5 separate regions of the Mus musculus genome follow, and all the other regions are linked to region 1. A link is a contact called in ENCODE Hi-C or POLR2A ChIA-PET data. All regions are on one chromosome and are shown on one strand. Each heading gives the region's core, a stretch centred on a gene start or an enhancer-like site at or near the end of the contact. The rest is flanking DNA. Distances are from core to core; before and after follow the strand shown.

Evidence for each region. Hi-C counts contacts between places; a loop is a spot of excess contacts on that map. ChIA-PET counts read pairs that join two places held with the same protein, here RNA polymerase II (POLR2A).
Region 2: POLR2A ChIA-PET joins it to region 1 with 89 read pairs in Patski. The contact joins the promoter of Map3k11 here to the promoter of Malat1 in region 1. POLR2A ChIA-PET finds 5 or more read pairs at or near these places in 2 of 5 experiments (Patski and embryonic stem cell).
Region 3: POLR2A ChIA-PET joins it to region 1 with 84 read pairs in Patski. The contact joins the promoter of Dpf2 here to the promoter of Malat1 in region 1. POLR2A ChIA-PET finds 5 or more read pairs at or near these places in 3 of 5 experiments (Patski and embryonic stem cell).
Region 4: POLR2A ChIA-PET joins it to region 1 with 20 read pairs in embryonic stem cell. The contact joins the promoter of Tigd3 here to the promoter of Malat1 in region 1. A Hi-C loop is called at or near these places in 1 of 37 maps with a recorded cell type or tissue (CH12F3). POLR2A ChIA-PET finds 5 or more read pairs at or near these places in 4 of 5 experiments (Patski and embryonic stem cell).
Region 5: POLR2A ChIA-PET joins it to region 1 with 31 read pairs in embryonic stem cell. The contact joins the promoter of Frmd8 here to the promoter of Malat1 in region 1. A Hi-C loop is called at or near these places in 16 of 37 maps with a recorded cell type or tissue (CH12F3, Patski, T-helper 1 cell and 9 more). POLR2A ChIA-PET finds 5 or more read pairs at or near these places in 5 of 5 experiments (Patski and embryonic stem cell).

What each region holds. Positions count from the first base shown.
Region 1 is chr19:5,801,321-5,804,020 of GRCm38, reverse strand. Malat1 (metastasis associated lung adenocarcinoma transcript 1 (non-coding RNA)) reads left to right here and starts at 1,349. Exons shown (of 1, transcript NR_002847.3): 1 at 1,349-2,700.
Region 2 is chr19:5,687,832-5,690,531 of GRCm38, reverse strand. It overlaps Map3k11 (mitogen-activated protein kinase kinase kinase 11), which reads right to left and starts at 1,401. Exons shown (of 12, transcript NM_022012.3): 1 at 1,266-1,401; 2 at 1,020-1,055; 3 at 1-843. The coding sequence starts at 285. It overlaps Pcnx3 (pecanex homolog 3), which reads left to right and starts at 1,624. Exons shown (of 35, transcript NM_144868.3): 1 at 1,624-2,535. The coding sequence starts at 2,383.
Region 3 is chr19:5,911,476-5,914,175 of GRCm38, reverse strand. Dpf2 (D4, zinc and double PHD fingers family 2) reads left to right here and starts at 1,305. Exons shown (of 11, transcript NM_011262.5): 1 at 1,305-1,435. The coding sequence starts at 1,404. It overlaps Gm42067 (predicted gene, 42067), which reads right to left and starts at 1,222. Exons shown (of 2, transcript NR_168272.1): 1 at 1,104-1,222.
Region 4 is chr19:5,892,795-5,895,494 of GRCm38, reverse strand. Tigd3 (tigger transposable element derived 3) reads left to right here and starts at 1,367. Exons shown (of 2, transcript NM_001362045.1): 1 at 1,367-1,525; 2 at 2,378-2,700. The coding sequence starts at 2,395.
Region 5 is chr19:5,873,916-5,876,615 of GRCm38, reverse strand. It overlaps Frmd8 (FERM domain containing 8), which reads left to right and starts at 1,408. Exons shown (of 11, transcript NM_026169.4): 1 at 1,408-1,525; 2 at 1,822-1,906. The coding sequence starts at 1,822.

The DNA of each region.
Region 1 (2,700 bases), core at 100-2,599:
TCCAGCAGCTTTTCTAAAAATCCAGGCAGCCTCCAGTTTACGGGATCAACCCGAGACTCGCTTCCCTTTGAAAATTCTAGAGTATAAAGTAAACGTACGAGCAAAGTATGTGTCTTAACACTTAATGGATGACATAGAGACCAAAAAAGCCATGTCCGTGGGCCCAGTAGGCCGCAATAAGGGGCGACCAGGAAACTGCAGCACAGCCCCCCGCAGCCGCCCTGCTCCCACACCAGTCATTCCAGCACCGTGGTGAAGGCGCTTGGGGGCGGGGCGGGGCGCGCCTGCGCAGCGAGGCTCTGCAGCAGAAACTTTGCCTAGACCGGCTGGAACCGGTTAGAACCGGTCGAACCCGGCCGGCTGCCAGCCCTCGATTCAGCAGCTCACAAAGGGAGGCGGCGACTCACGACCCGCGTATCCTTGCGCCTCTCCCCACCCCCTTTGTCCTCGCGACGGGTTCCGCGGTCCTCCCCGCCCTCCCTGGCGCGGCCCCCGCTTTCTGCGCCCAGTGACGCTTTCTCCATGGTCCTGGGAGAAAGAGAAAAACATCCTTTCCCCTCCGTCGTAGTTTTAGGAAGCGATGAGATAGACCTGGGGACCTTGCCGCCACGGGCCGGGCTCTGACGGTTATTAGCGCAGTGCGGGTGGTGCTCGGCATGGCCGCCAAGGTCGCCGTGCCCTCACCTGCAGCGACCATGGCCTTGCTGGGCTGAGACCGCAGCCTAACATGGCGGACGTAGGCAAGCACCAAAGCGCTCGTGTACCCGGGCTCGGAAAAGTGGCCCCGAGAGCAGCCGGAGGCTGCAGGTCGTCCCTACAGGAGCATTCCCAGTATAAACCAGTACAAAGTGTCACCACCTCAGAAGCCACTCGCAGGGCCGGTCACTTTCCGAGAGACCTCCATCTTGTTTCGCATGAAATGGCAGCCGCTCGGGGAGTTACAAAATGGGAAGTGGAAGCTGAAGCTGTGGGAAAGCCTGTTTTAACACTTGCAACATACGCTATACCCTCTGTCCTCCCAGGAAAACGCAAAAGGTGTTGAAACATCTGAAAAACTTGGGGCTCCCATTTTTAATAGCTATTAGTTCATGTTTTTTCTCCTTGTGACCAGAAATTTTAAACCTATTTGTACCTATTTAGCTGGTACAAGCTAAACATTTCTCTGTATTAGCAAGGTCCAAGAGGCCCACACGACGTCAAGAAAAATCTAGAAACTTGGAAGTCAGGATCTATTTTTAACTCTCTGAGGAACTATTTTTCTTCCTTCACCAAGGTGGTGGAGGGTTACTAGGTTCCGGTGGAGTGACGTGTCCCTTTGCAATAAATACCGGCGCTCCGGGCTCTGCGTCAGGCATTCAGGCAGCGAGAGCAGAGCAGCGTAGAGCAGCACAGCTGAGCTCGTGAGGCAGGAGACTCAGCCCGAGGAAATCGCAGATAAGTTTTTAATTAAAAAGATTGAGCAGTAAAAAGAATTAGAACTCTAAACTTAAGCTAATAGAGTAGCTTATCGAAATATTACTTAGTCTTAATAATCTAAGAAGATCTTAAGAGATAACATGAAGGCTTATTTAAACAGTTTGAAAAAGGAAATGAGGAGAAAAGTATTTGTACTGTATAATGGAGGCTGACCAGAGCAGTTTAGGAGATTGTAAAGGGAGGTTTTGTGAAGTTCTAAAAGGTTCTAGTTTGAAGGTCGGCCTTGTAGATTAAAACGAAGGTTACCTAAATAGAATCTAAGTGGCATTTAAAACAGTAAAGTTGTAGAGAATAGTTTGAAAATGAGGTGTAGTTTTAAAAGATTGAGAAAAGTAGGTTAAGTTGACGGCCGTTATAAAAATCCTTCGACTGGCGCATGTACGTTTGAAGGCATGAGTTGGAAACAGGGAAGATGGAAGTGTTAGGCTAGCCGGGCGATGGTGGCGCACGCCTTTAATCCTAGCACTTGGGAGGCAGAGGCAGGCGGATTTCTGAGTTCGAGGCCAGCCTGGTCTACAGAGTGAGTTCCAGGACAGCCAGGGCTACACAGAGAAACCCTGTCTTGAAAAAACAAAAAGGTTAGGCTAGTATTTGGAGAAAGAAGATTAGAAAATGGAAGTGAAAGACGAAGAAGACATACAGGAAGGTGAAGAAAAAGCTGTTAGAGAAGATAGGAAAATAGAAGACAAAGCATCTTTAGAAGACAGAAAAGGTACTTAAAGGCACAGGTAGTAGGAAGCCGAAGAATAGAAGATAGAAAGAAGCAAGATAGAAAAACAAAATGGAAGTTAAGACAACTTTGGATGCCAGCATTCAAGATAGGCAAAGAAGATAAGATTGAGGCCAAAAGGTTGGATAAGATATAAAGTCAGAAGGAAATTATCTTTAAAGCCATAAGTTCAAATTTCTGATGGAGCGAGCAGTTTAGAAGAGTCTTTAGACAGCCACATACAAGATTGAAGCTAGCAATCAAAGCTACTAGGACTGAAGTAAAAAGTTAAGGCAGAATGCCTTTGAAGAGTTAGAAGAATATTAAAAGCCTTAACTTGTAGCTTAATTTTGCTTGATGACAAAAGGACTTTTGATAACAGTTTCAAGATTGTCAGCATTTTGCATTGGACTTGAGCTGAGGTGCTTTTAAAATCCTAACGACTAGCATTGGCAGCTGACCCAGGTCTACACAGAAGTGCATTCAGTGAACTAGGAAGACAGGAGCGGCAGACA
Region 2 (2,700 bases), core at 152-2,651, 110 kb after region 1:
AATGCCCACCTGGCCACCCACCTGGCCCGCCCACCAGCCCTCATCTCCTGAGATGGCTGCATCCCTGGACAGCACCTCCACACGGTCGCCCTTCCTCAGGGCTAGTTCGTCCTGCCCATTGGGCTCATAGTCGAACAGGGCTGTCCAGACAGGATTGGCATAAGCTGCTGTTGCCTTCGGAGACCCCTCCGGCCGGACTCCACCGGTACCCCCGCCGCCCCCACTGCCACTGCCGTTCCATGACCCCAGCGGGCTCTTGAGGAAGAGGTTCTTCAAGGGCTCCATGGCAGGGAGCCGGCGTTGGAATGTGTGGGGGACCTTCTTCGGGTGCCCGTGGTATCCACCCCCGCTGGCTTGTGAGGCCCTAGAGCCGGAACCTGGGCATCCGGGCCCTGGCCCTCAGCCCCAGACCCACGCCTCTCTGGGGAGCCAGGAGTGTCGCCTCCCGGCCCCCCGCATCTCGGGCTTTTGGAGGAGGGCACCAAGGGCAGTGTGGTCAGGCTGGAGGGGTGGGGCCCACTGGCCTCCGGCGCCTCACCATGGCTGAATTGGAGCAGCAGAGTCCCTCAGTTCCGAAGTAGTCCTGGGAACCTGGCTTCAGCGCCCGCCTACCGTAAGGTGGGGCCTGCCAGGGTCAGCGCCCGGACTCTGGTTGTTGTCTCCAGGCACAAGAGGTAAGAGAAAGTCCCCAGTTGAGCCGAAGCTACCTCTTCTTGGGCTAGTGCCTTGGGCCCCGACAGCTCCGACCCCGGTCCCTTCTTCCTCCTCCCTTTGTACTTTGGCCCCGGGGGCGGGAGGCAGAGGTGGAGGGTGGAGTTTCACTTTTTTCCGCTCTTCTCCCTCCTGCAGGAAACAGCATCAGATGACGTGGGCGGGTTGCACCGCTCCCCTCCCGGAGGCTCCCGGCAGCTGTGCACGGGAGTTCCCGGGGAGGTTGGCCAAGAGAGGTAGAAGGCGGGCCAGGTAGTTCCTCCCGCCTCCCCCGCCCCCAAACACACCGGCACAACTCTAAGCCTTACGTTAGGTGCTCCTCTGCTCACGGTCGAAGTGGATCTCTGCAAAGACAGAGAAGAATCCTTGTGTCTGAATTCTCATCAGCCAAATCACCCTTGTGATTGCCTCAAAACCAAAATCTGGTCTTGGCTACGAAGTTGCAGAGCTCTTTAAGATTCGTTCTTTCCATATATGAAATAACAAGATACCCTGCTTTTCAGTGCTAGAGGGGGATGTGAACAGAGAAGTTTGGGACTTCAAAATCGGCTTACACTTGAAGCTCTTGGAACCATTTAAAATTATCTTCCTTTCACCCGAGAGGCAAAAACCTGAAACTGTCGTTCAGAACTTTGCCCGGGATTAGATTCAGAGTTGAAGGGCCTTCAACAACCTCTTCGTTAGTTCATCACTTGTCCTGTGTCTGTTACTTTAAGAAAGCCTATGTCATCCTGTTCGACTACTCAGGCCTGATCAGGATCACTCTCTGCTTCGGCTAAGCTCTGACCCGGAAGTAGAGGCGTAAGCCAAGCGACAACCATGATTTACGGTCTCGCACTAAGGAGAGGCGGCCCAAGTCGGGGGTGTGACCCGGTAACGCAAACTGGAAGTAGCCGTGAGGAGTCCCATTCTCCAGCTTTTCCCCGCCTCCTGTAACGCATTGGAAAAGCTTTGCGCCAGTCATCAAGTCGTTACCCAATGGCGACTCACCCGGCCGTCCCATATTTTGGTGGCTCTAGAATTTGACTGCGCGCGCGCCTAAGATACCTCTGCATCCCGTCACTTCGCTACTTCTCCGCGCTTGCGCACTTCTGCCGCCAGGTTTTCCTTTTCCGGGTCCCAACAGGTTCTAACGGGCGCATGCGCCAGTGCAGGCTGGCAGCTCGCGGCTCCTTCTTCCGGCCTCCCCTTTGCGCCGGCACCGGTAGAAGCGGGGCGAACGCAGAGCCCCAAGCGAGTGACCTGCGACCCCGGAAGTGGACCTCAGGGTCCCAAGGATTTCTCCGGTCCGGAGCCAAGGGACCTATCACTGGCACTCCGAGAGCACCTATTCCACGCCCACCTCTGGATGCCGCCGACGGGTGCCCAGCCCTTGCCCTGCGCCTGCTTTCAGGCTCGGCGCTTTACAACAGTTCTGGGCCACCGGAGGGGGCCCAGGCCCCGCCTCTGATGCAGTCCCACCCCAGTATCCCGGCCTGATCCGCTGACTGCCTGGGCCGGCCCCGCCCCCTGCCTGTGCCCTCACCCTACCAATCCCCTCCCCCGTCTGGGGGAGGCCATGGCGTGAAATCTAAGTCGGACCCCGGGACCCTCGGGCGCCAGCGGGGCATGGGCCGGGGGCCGCCCCCATGAGGGTCCCGGGAGGAGGGCGTGCGCAGCAGCGGCTGGGCCATGGGGTCTCAGGTGTTGCAGATCCTGCGCCAGGGGGTGTGGGCCTCGCTCACTGGGGGATGGTTCTTCGATCCGCATCAGAGCACCTTCTCCAACTGCTTCCATCTCTATGTCTGGATCTTCTTGCTCATCTTTCCCTTCTTGCTGTACATGGTGAGAGGCTGCCACCACCTGTAACTATGGCGAGAGGGAGTGTAGTCTGGAGGGATGGGCATCTTGAGTCCTGGGGCGTGGAGTGAAGCGAGTCACTGTAGAGTTCACTGTAGAGTTTACTTTGGTTTTATATAGAGGAAAGACCAAGTCTTTTCTGCATGGAGT
Region 3 (2,700 bases), core at 56-2,555, 110 kb before region 1:
TGCATACATATACATATACACATATATATCAGGTCCAACATGGACAGAGAGTAGATCGCTTCTAAATCCATTGAAACCGAGGTTTGGTGACTTTGTTAGGAGTTATTTCAAAAGGCCTGGTGGGAACAAAAGCACTCAGTAAGCAGAAGAGAGCCTAGGAAAACAGGGCAGTACAGAATACGAATGAAAATCTGCTTAGAAAGAGTGAAAAGAAATGGGCTGAGATGCAGTGCCAATGGGCTTAAGGGAGTCCTGTTGGTTTCTTCTTCTTCTTGTTTTGTTTTTGTTTTTGCTTTTGTTTTTTTGAGACAGTGCTTCTCTGTGTAGCCCTGGCTGTCCTGGAACTCACTTTGTAGACCAGGCTGGCCTTAAACTCAGAAATCCTCCTGTCTCTGCCTCCCAAGTGCTGGGATTAAAGGTGTGTGCCCCTACCGCCCGGCTGGTTTCTTCTTTAAGGGGAAACATGTTTGTTCATGGATTTGCATAACTCGATACTGAAGGAGAAATAAATAGTATAGAACTAAGAGGGCTAGTCACACCAGTGAAAACTTTCAATGTGGAGAATGGCTTGGTAATAGCAATCAAGGGCTTGTGGGATGACACAGCAGATACGGACTCTGGGCACCACGCCTGACAACCTGACCACCATCCCCCAGGTACAAAGTAGAATGAAAGAACTCACATCCCCAAGCTGCTCTCTCACTCTTACACATATGCTATGGCACATGCACGCACACAAAGACAGACATACAGAGCAAAGGAATGGAGAGAGAGGGAGAGGGGAGAGGGAGAGAGAGGGAGAGGAAGAGGGAGAGAGAGGCAAGCAAGAGAGAAGAGGTGGGTGCCAGTGAAGTTCAAGGACCGGGTTTACTGGCAGGAATTGTCCGAATGAGAGTCAGGCCCAAGAACAGCCCATTTTGGGCACTCACTTTCCATTCTCTAAAATGGGCTGACTGGGAACAGAGGTACCTAAAGGACTGGGACTCTGACCTTTCACTACCTACCCACCAATCTCTCCCTGTGTGTCAACCTCGTGGCTAACGGCCAGCCAGGCAGGACACTGTTTGCAACTTCTAGCCTATCCGCGTGGCCTTTTCACTTACCTTTCTCACTTTCCAACCGAGCCAGATCTCCTAGCTGAGGCGTCACTAAATGGAGGGGAGACGGATCTCTAGAATGAGCTGCAGAGGGCATGTAAGTTTTCCAATCGCGCCTGCGCACTGGGATCCTAGGCTCCTTCAGGACAGGTCGTTCTCGAGCGCTCGCTCTCGTGGGCCTGTGCGTGCGCGCACCCCCTAGCTGCGCCTGCGCAGAGGGTCGAGGACCCTGTGTCCTGAGAAGGCTTAGCGCCTGCGCGTTGTAGGTTTCGGGGCCTCCCGGCCTGAGGGAGAGGAACAGGGAAGATGGCGGCTGTGGTGGAGAATGTAGTGAAGCTGTGAGTGGTCTTTTTTGTTTGTTTGTCTCTTTTTTCTTTTTTAATCTCTCATGTACCAGAAATCTTGTAAAGGACCTGGGAGTAGAGAGGGAGGTGCGGGAAGAGACAAGGTAGAGAGAAGGACATGCCCGGGAAGTCCTTGCTGTGCGACTGCTGGGAGGGAGGGCAACAGGAGACTCGGGAGACGGCGCTGGGCTTCTTTTGGAAACTTGTGGAGGACTGGAGGGGGGCACACCGGAGCCCCCGACGGGTGTCCTCCTCGCGGGCCGAGCCCCGAGCGGAGCTGCGGGCTGCGAAGGAGAGGCTCACGGTCCCTGGCCCCTCTCTGGAGACGCGTCAGTCCCGCCAAGCCGAGGCCGGCGGCACTAGGAGATCGGGGTCCCCTCCCCGCCCACCGCCGTCCCTGGGGCCATAGGCTCCGCCGTCCCTGCGGAGTCCTAAGACTTAAGCAGCCTGGTGACGTTAACCGGGAAATCCGGGGTCCACGAAACTAAAAATGTTCTTGGGAAGAACTGGTCCAAGAGCAGAACTTCGGGGAGTGGGGAACTAGACCGGAGCCAGATGGCCTTCCAGTCCGCAGGAGCCCTGAGGTGGGCGTTCTCTGTCCCCCAGATGCCATTGTGCGGGTCAGATTTCCAGTGGAGCTGAAATAAACGGTTGTTGGGCGACACCGGGAACGGGGACTGGCCTGCTAGTCGCTTCCCCTCAGTTGGAGATGTTTGGATGAGGCTCTTCCTTCCTTCTTGAAGAAGAATCAGAGTTTTGGAACGGGGTGCCCATTGGATTTAAGAATGGCCTTCTCTTCCCTTAATGGCCATGTTAGACGTGATGTAAGGATAGAGAAATTGAAGTGTTTCAGCTGTCCAATCAAAGCTTTTGGATTCTGGATGACAAAGTAAAGGTTTTGGAACCATTCTGGAGGACTTTTCGCAGCTTTATCTGTCTTTGTCGTGGGCTGAGCCCCAATCGTCCCAAGAGGCTTTTAAAAAATTTTTTTTAAGGTTAAGTTGCTTCTTCCCTGCTGCTTGCAGCCCCTTTCTTTGAAAATGCTTTTCCACTTCCATTAAGCTAAGTGCCTTCTCTTGTGGCTTTTTTTTTTTTTTTAATCTCGCTTTTGGCTTCATCCTGCTGCCTATTTCAACCACCCCTCCTCCCAACGCTATTATCTCTGTGATCTGCCCACTCCGGATCCCCGGCTCTCTTCAGGCTGACATTTCCCTCAATTTAGAAATGAGGCTGTTAATTTACCAATTTTATAGTTCTCC
Region 4 (2,700 bases), core at 118-2,617, 91 kb before region 1:
TTCCCTTCTCTTCTCTTCTCTTCTCTTCTCTTCTCTTCTCTTCTCTTCTCTTCTCTCTTTTTTCCCCATTCATTTATTTATTGGCATCGTACCCCTGTCCAAGACAAGCACTTTGACTGTGAACCTGACCACCTGAATTTTGTCCCTGCATCCCAGATAAGGAGCTGGATGATGTGTGTTATTCCAGCACTCTTTTTTTTAAATTTATTTATTATATGTAAGTACACTGCAGCTATCTTCAGACACACCAGTCAGATCTCCTTAAGGATGGTTGTGAGCCACCATGTGGTTGCTGGGACTTGTACTCAGGACCTTCAGAAGAGCAGTCGGGTGCTCTTACCCGCTGAGCCATCTCACCAGCCCTTATTCCAGCACTCTTAGAGGGACATGGAAGTCAGAGACAGAATCTGCAGGAAGCTTAACATCCAACTGGGAGTATGCTACACAGCAAAGCCCTGCCTCAACAAGGAAGGGAACCCCTCCCAAACCTCTCTAGCTAAATACTTATATATCGACTGAAGTGTGCTCAGATTTTCCTAGAGCACCCTGAGGTCACTGTTGCCAGAGAAAGCTGAGCCCTGGCCTGCTACTGCACAGAGTTGTCTGGACTATGCACTGCCTGTTCTGCTATGTAGGCCAGGAGTACAGGGAGTCAGGCACTAATCCTTAGCAACTGAGTAGTCTTGAGGGCCAAAAAAGAAATGTGCAGATGAGACCACTAAAATAGATTTAAGAGAAAATATTTGGTTCGCAGGAGACGACACTTGGAGAGACTGACAGCATCCAGTGGTAAATGGATAGGCTCAAAACCTATGAAAAAGTGGGGTCCTGGCTGTTTAGGGGCAGGGAGGGCTAAGTTATCTACACCTAGTTACAAAGGAGGGAAGTGACTAACAGGAATTTAGATCTTGCCGTGACCCACCAAAACTGGTTAAAAAAAAAAATGTCCTTTCTTGCCACCGGTGTATTTTGTAGGCCGTTGGCAAGACCAGAGGCCAGCGCTGTCCATGGTAACTCTTTTGTGACTAAAAGCTTACATTCATTCATTTTCTCCTTTCATCTTGTTTCCAAAACAAATCCTGGAGGGCCGGTATCCCAGTTAGGTACCACGTAGGGATGGGGTCGAAATCACCTGGGTGGCTGTCAAGGCACGCCGGCTGGTCGACAAGTGATAGGCACTAAGGCCGGTTCTTCCCGCCAGACCCCTCCACTCAGGAAGCTCCTCCTCCGGAGGGCTGACAAACCGCCACTTCCACAGCATCCAATCAGATGTAACTGGAGGCGGGACAAGTTGCCGCTGATGGCTAATCAGTTTGTTAGGGCGGGGCTGCGGAGGGGCCGCGACGAGGTTTTCCCAGCCTTGAGAGACCCGGGTGAGGGCTGTGCGCGCTCTGCGCGCGCCCGCTCCAGAGCAGCCTCTCGGCGCGCTCTGTCCTCGGGTCGCGGCGCCCGTCACTCTCTGGTTCTGCTGAGGCCCAGGAACCTGGCTGGGGCAGGGACTGGAGGCGCGGGACGGCGCCTGGAGGTGGGTGCGGAGCGGGAGGCCCTGTAGCCGGGTGGGCGGGCGGGCTGGGGTCGACGCCTGTGTCCGTCCAGCCGACTGACGAGGGGTCAACTCAGCGAACCAGGGCGCAGAGCCCAGCGCTCGAGCCGCCTGCTTCCTGGCCGGTGCTCCCTTCTCTCTGATATCACTCCAGGCTATCACTGGGCAGAGGACACTTCTTCCCTTTTGCCCTCATCCTCCTCACCCTGTCTCCCTTTGTCGTCTTGGCATCTTCACTCTCCTGGTTGAACCGTTGGGTAGCTTTACCACCCCGCCTTGCCAGCGCCGAATTGTACTAGCGCCTTCAGACACCATCCATCTGGCTTTGTCATCTGTACCATCTCACCTGTTCATCTCGACTCTGTCCGTTCAGTCTACCACCTGCCTTCAGCCATCAAAATTCAACCTAGGTCCTCCTCCTCCTCATCTCCTCTCAGGGGACTCCTCCCTGGCACCCTGAATGTCCCCTACACCTGCCCCGCTCAGCCTCAGCCCCAGGCCTCTCCTTGTTTTTGCTCCTTTGTTGTCCCTGCAGCTGTCTCCTGGTTGTCTTTACAGCTGTGCTTTAGCCTCTATTCATCCTTCCACCCCATCAATACCAAACCCCAGCCCAGAATTCTCTCCACTTCGGACCAGAAACACTCGACTCTGCCAGCTCTCTTCTGGGTCTAGCCCTCTCCTCCCACAGCCTGGCCATCTCATGTCTCTTTCAGCTGGCCTGGTCTCCTCCAGCTTTCTGCATTCCAGAGAATTGCTCTGGCTTCAGGGGTCCCGACCTCTTCTGTTCTTCTTGCTCTCAGCCATTGGCACGCTCTCCTACTTTTCTTCCCCCAGCAGCTTCCCAGGGAGTCATGGAGCTGAACACCAAGAAGAAGCTTCACGCCCTGTCCCTGGCTGAGAAGATCCAGGTGCTGGAACTCTTGGATGAGTCTAAGATGTCCCAGTCAGAGGTGGCCCGGCGCTTCCAGGTCTCACAGCCCCAGATCTCACGGATCTGCAAGAATAAGGAGAAGCTGTTGGCAGACTGGTGCAGTGGCACAGCCAACCACGAGCGGAAGCGGAAGCGTGAATCCAAATACAGTGGGATCGATGAGGCTCTACTGTGCTGGTACCACATTGCCCGAGCCAAGGCCTGGGATGTAACGGGGCCCATGTTG
Region 5 (2,700 bases), core at 159-2,658, 73 kb before region 1:
ACAGAGAGAAAAGGGCTTGGCCCATGTGCAGCACATGGTGGATAAGAAGGAACTGAAGATTCCTCCTCTCCGCCTATAGTGGTTTATGTCTTCTATAGCAATGCTGAGGCCTTCTGTAATATTTGTTCTTTTGTTGTTTTGTTTTTGTCTTGGTAGTTTTTGTTTGTTTGTTTGTTTGTTTGTTTGTTTTAGAGATAGAGCCTCACATATCCGAGGCTAACTTTGGACTAGCTGTGTGACCAAGTTTGGCCTTGACTCGTGCTGATCCTCCTGTCTCCAGCATCCAAGTGGTAGGATTATTTGCTTCCATGGTTGGCCTGCCTACTACAGTTTTGCTTGTCCCCACCCTCCTGCCCCCCATACAGGGTCTCACTGTATAGCTCTGTGTGCTCTGGAAATCAGAGATCTGCCTGTCTCTGCCTCTCTCTGCTAGGATTAAAGGCTTGTGTGCCATTAAGTTTGTCCCTAAATGAACTAAATTGAAAACTCTACAAAACAAAAACAAATACTGAAGGCAGGAGCTTTCATCTGCTTTCCAGCAAAGAAACCAAGTGGCAAGGAGAACTCACGTCCCTGCACCAGATCCCAAGTGACTGCTGGCACCAGGAACAATTTCTGGCTCAAGTGGCATGTATATGGACTTGTTTTTCTCCATACATTCCAGGCCTTAGGCACACACGTGATGGTTTGTCAGAACAATTTGGTGATAAGATTTTGGGAAGCACAATGCCTGGCACTTCGGGATCTTGGAGGCTATGTCTCTAAGACAGCCAGGCTTATGTGACTGCACCCTGGAAGCACAGCAAGTCCCATGTTTCCAACCTACATTCGTAATGAGAGTGAAAGGGATTGTTGGGAGTCATTCAGTCCAATCTCATGCTACAGGTGAAAAACAGATCTAGCTGGGAAGGGACTTGTCCAGGGCCCCGATTCCTACCCAAGGCCAAGAGCCAGTACCCCTTCAGGCCTTCAGAACAGGCCTGAGAGGACTGCGGCACCATCCACCCACAAGGTGGGTCATTTTAGAGAGGGGCCCAGTCAAGTCACACGGAGCGGTAGCTGCACAGCTCTTGCCCTCATCCTTGGTTCTAATGAATCTTCCCCACATCCTATTACAGACCAAGGGTCTTATGCATGAAGCAACACTACTCATGTAGTTGGCTGTGCGGGGAGTGAGGGCGACGGGAGAGGGACAATACAGGACTCGGGGGCGTGGCTAGACCGGGTCTTTGAGACTTGCGTGATCTAAGTAAGCTGGGAACCAGGGTGGGTAGGAAGGACCAAAGATCGAAATGCGGGAGTACGCGTGCGCCGAGGCTTCTGGCTCCGATTGGCTCCTTCAGTCGGAGAGGCGGGGCCTCGGGTTTGTGCTTCCTCCCGCGGCAGCTTCTGCGGCGTAACGCCTGCGAATCGACCCTGGGCAGGACCGGAGACCCCGCCGGCCGGTGTGGTGGTGGGTCCAGAACTGGAGGCCTGAGTCGGGTGGCATTCTGGAGTGAGGCAGTGGGCTCTGCGACCCTGCAAGGTGAGAGCGTAGCCACACCCTGCCCGTGTCCCCGCCCTGGACAGGGGCGCGTCCCGACTTGTTTGGCCATTTCTTGAGAAACTTGAGACCCCTGCACCTGACGGTCACTTCCCTGACTCAGCCCACCCGATCTGCACTCGGCTGAGGGTCACTCTCTACTTTCACCCTACACATTTGATCCCTGAACATAGGTTAAGAATTGTAGACCGAGACCCCTTTGCTTCTTGGTTGAGAGCTTGAGGAGACCATCTCCTTAAGACCCCCCCCCCATTAATTGTCTAGAGTTCTTTTTGCAGATGGAGGGGGCAGAAGGCAACGCGGGGCAGCCCGGCCCTGCGGAGCGGTCCCACCGAAGTAGCGTCTCTTCAGTGGGTGCCCGAGGTAGGTCTCTACTTTCTTCTTTCATCTCTTTTGAACTCTTTGGTTCCAGCCTGGGGACGTGACTCCAGTTTGTCTTTTTCAGTAAGTTAATCATGTAGTAAATAATAAGATTTGTTTAGATGTGGCGGACTCAGAAATCAAAGGACTTAGCTGAGATCTGTCTCTAGCTTAGTGACTGAGCCACACTCCTGAACTTTCTCTTGTTTTCAAATGAAGACACATGATTGGAAAAGGGCACCACTTCCTTTGTCCCATTTCTTTTTTTGCAGACAGCTCTTTGAAAGCAGGGATTCTCCACCTCTTCATTTTATTGGGAGGAAATTAGGACCTAGAGAGGTTGTTAGGTCTCAGACTACTGGAGCAGACCAAGGTTGATCATGAACTTGACCCTTCAGGGCTGGTTTTTCTGCCTGTAAAGTGGATCTGAGCCAGTCTCCTGGTCTCTCCAAGTAGCTGTTGGAGCAGAAAAGACCAGAATCTCAAAAGCTCCTTCATTATGATGTCCACTCTCACCAGCCGTACTGGATTGGCGGTGACCTTTTGAAGAAGCGCTATTAACTGTTTTTACAGATTTACAGCTGGATCACAGAGTCAGAAAAGGATGCAGGCTGAGAACGAGGCCTCCACACTCCATGCTCCTTTACTGCGCCTGTAGTTCAGGGATGGGGAATTTGAGTCTGGCCAACCTGCCAAGCATCTTTGGCTCTGGCTTCAAATGGGAATCCAGCTTGTTATAAGGGAACACTGGCTGTTTGAGTTGTTTATTCTTTCCTGGACTGCTTAAAGCTATCTGC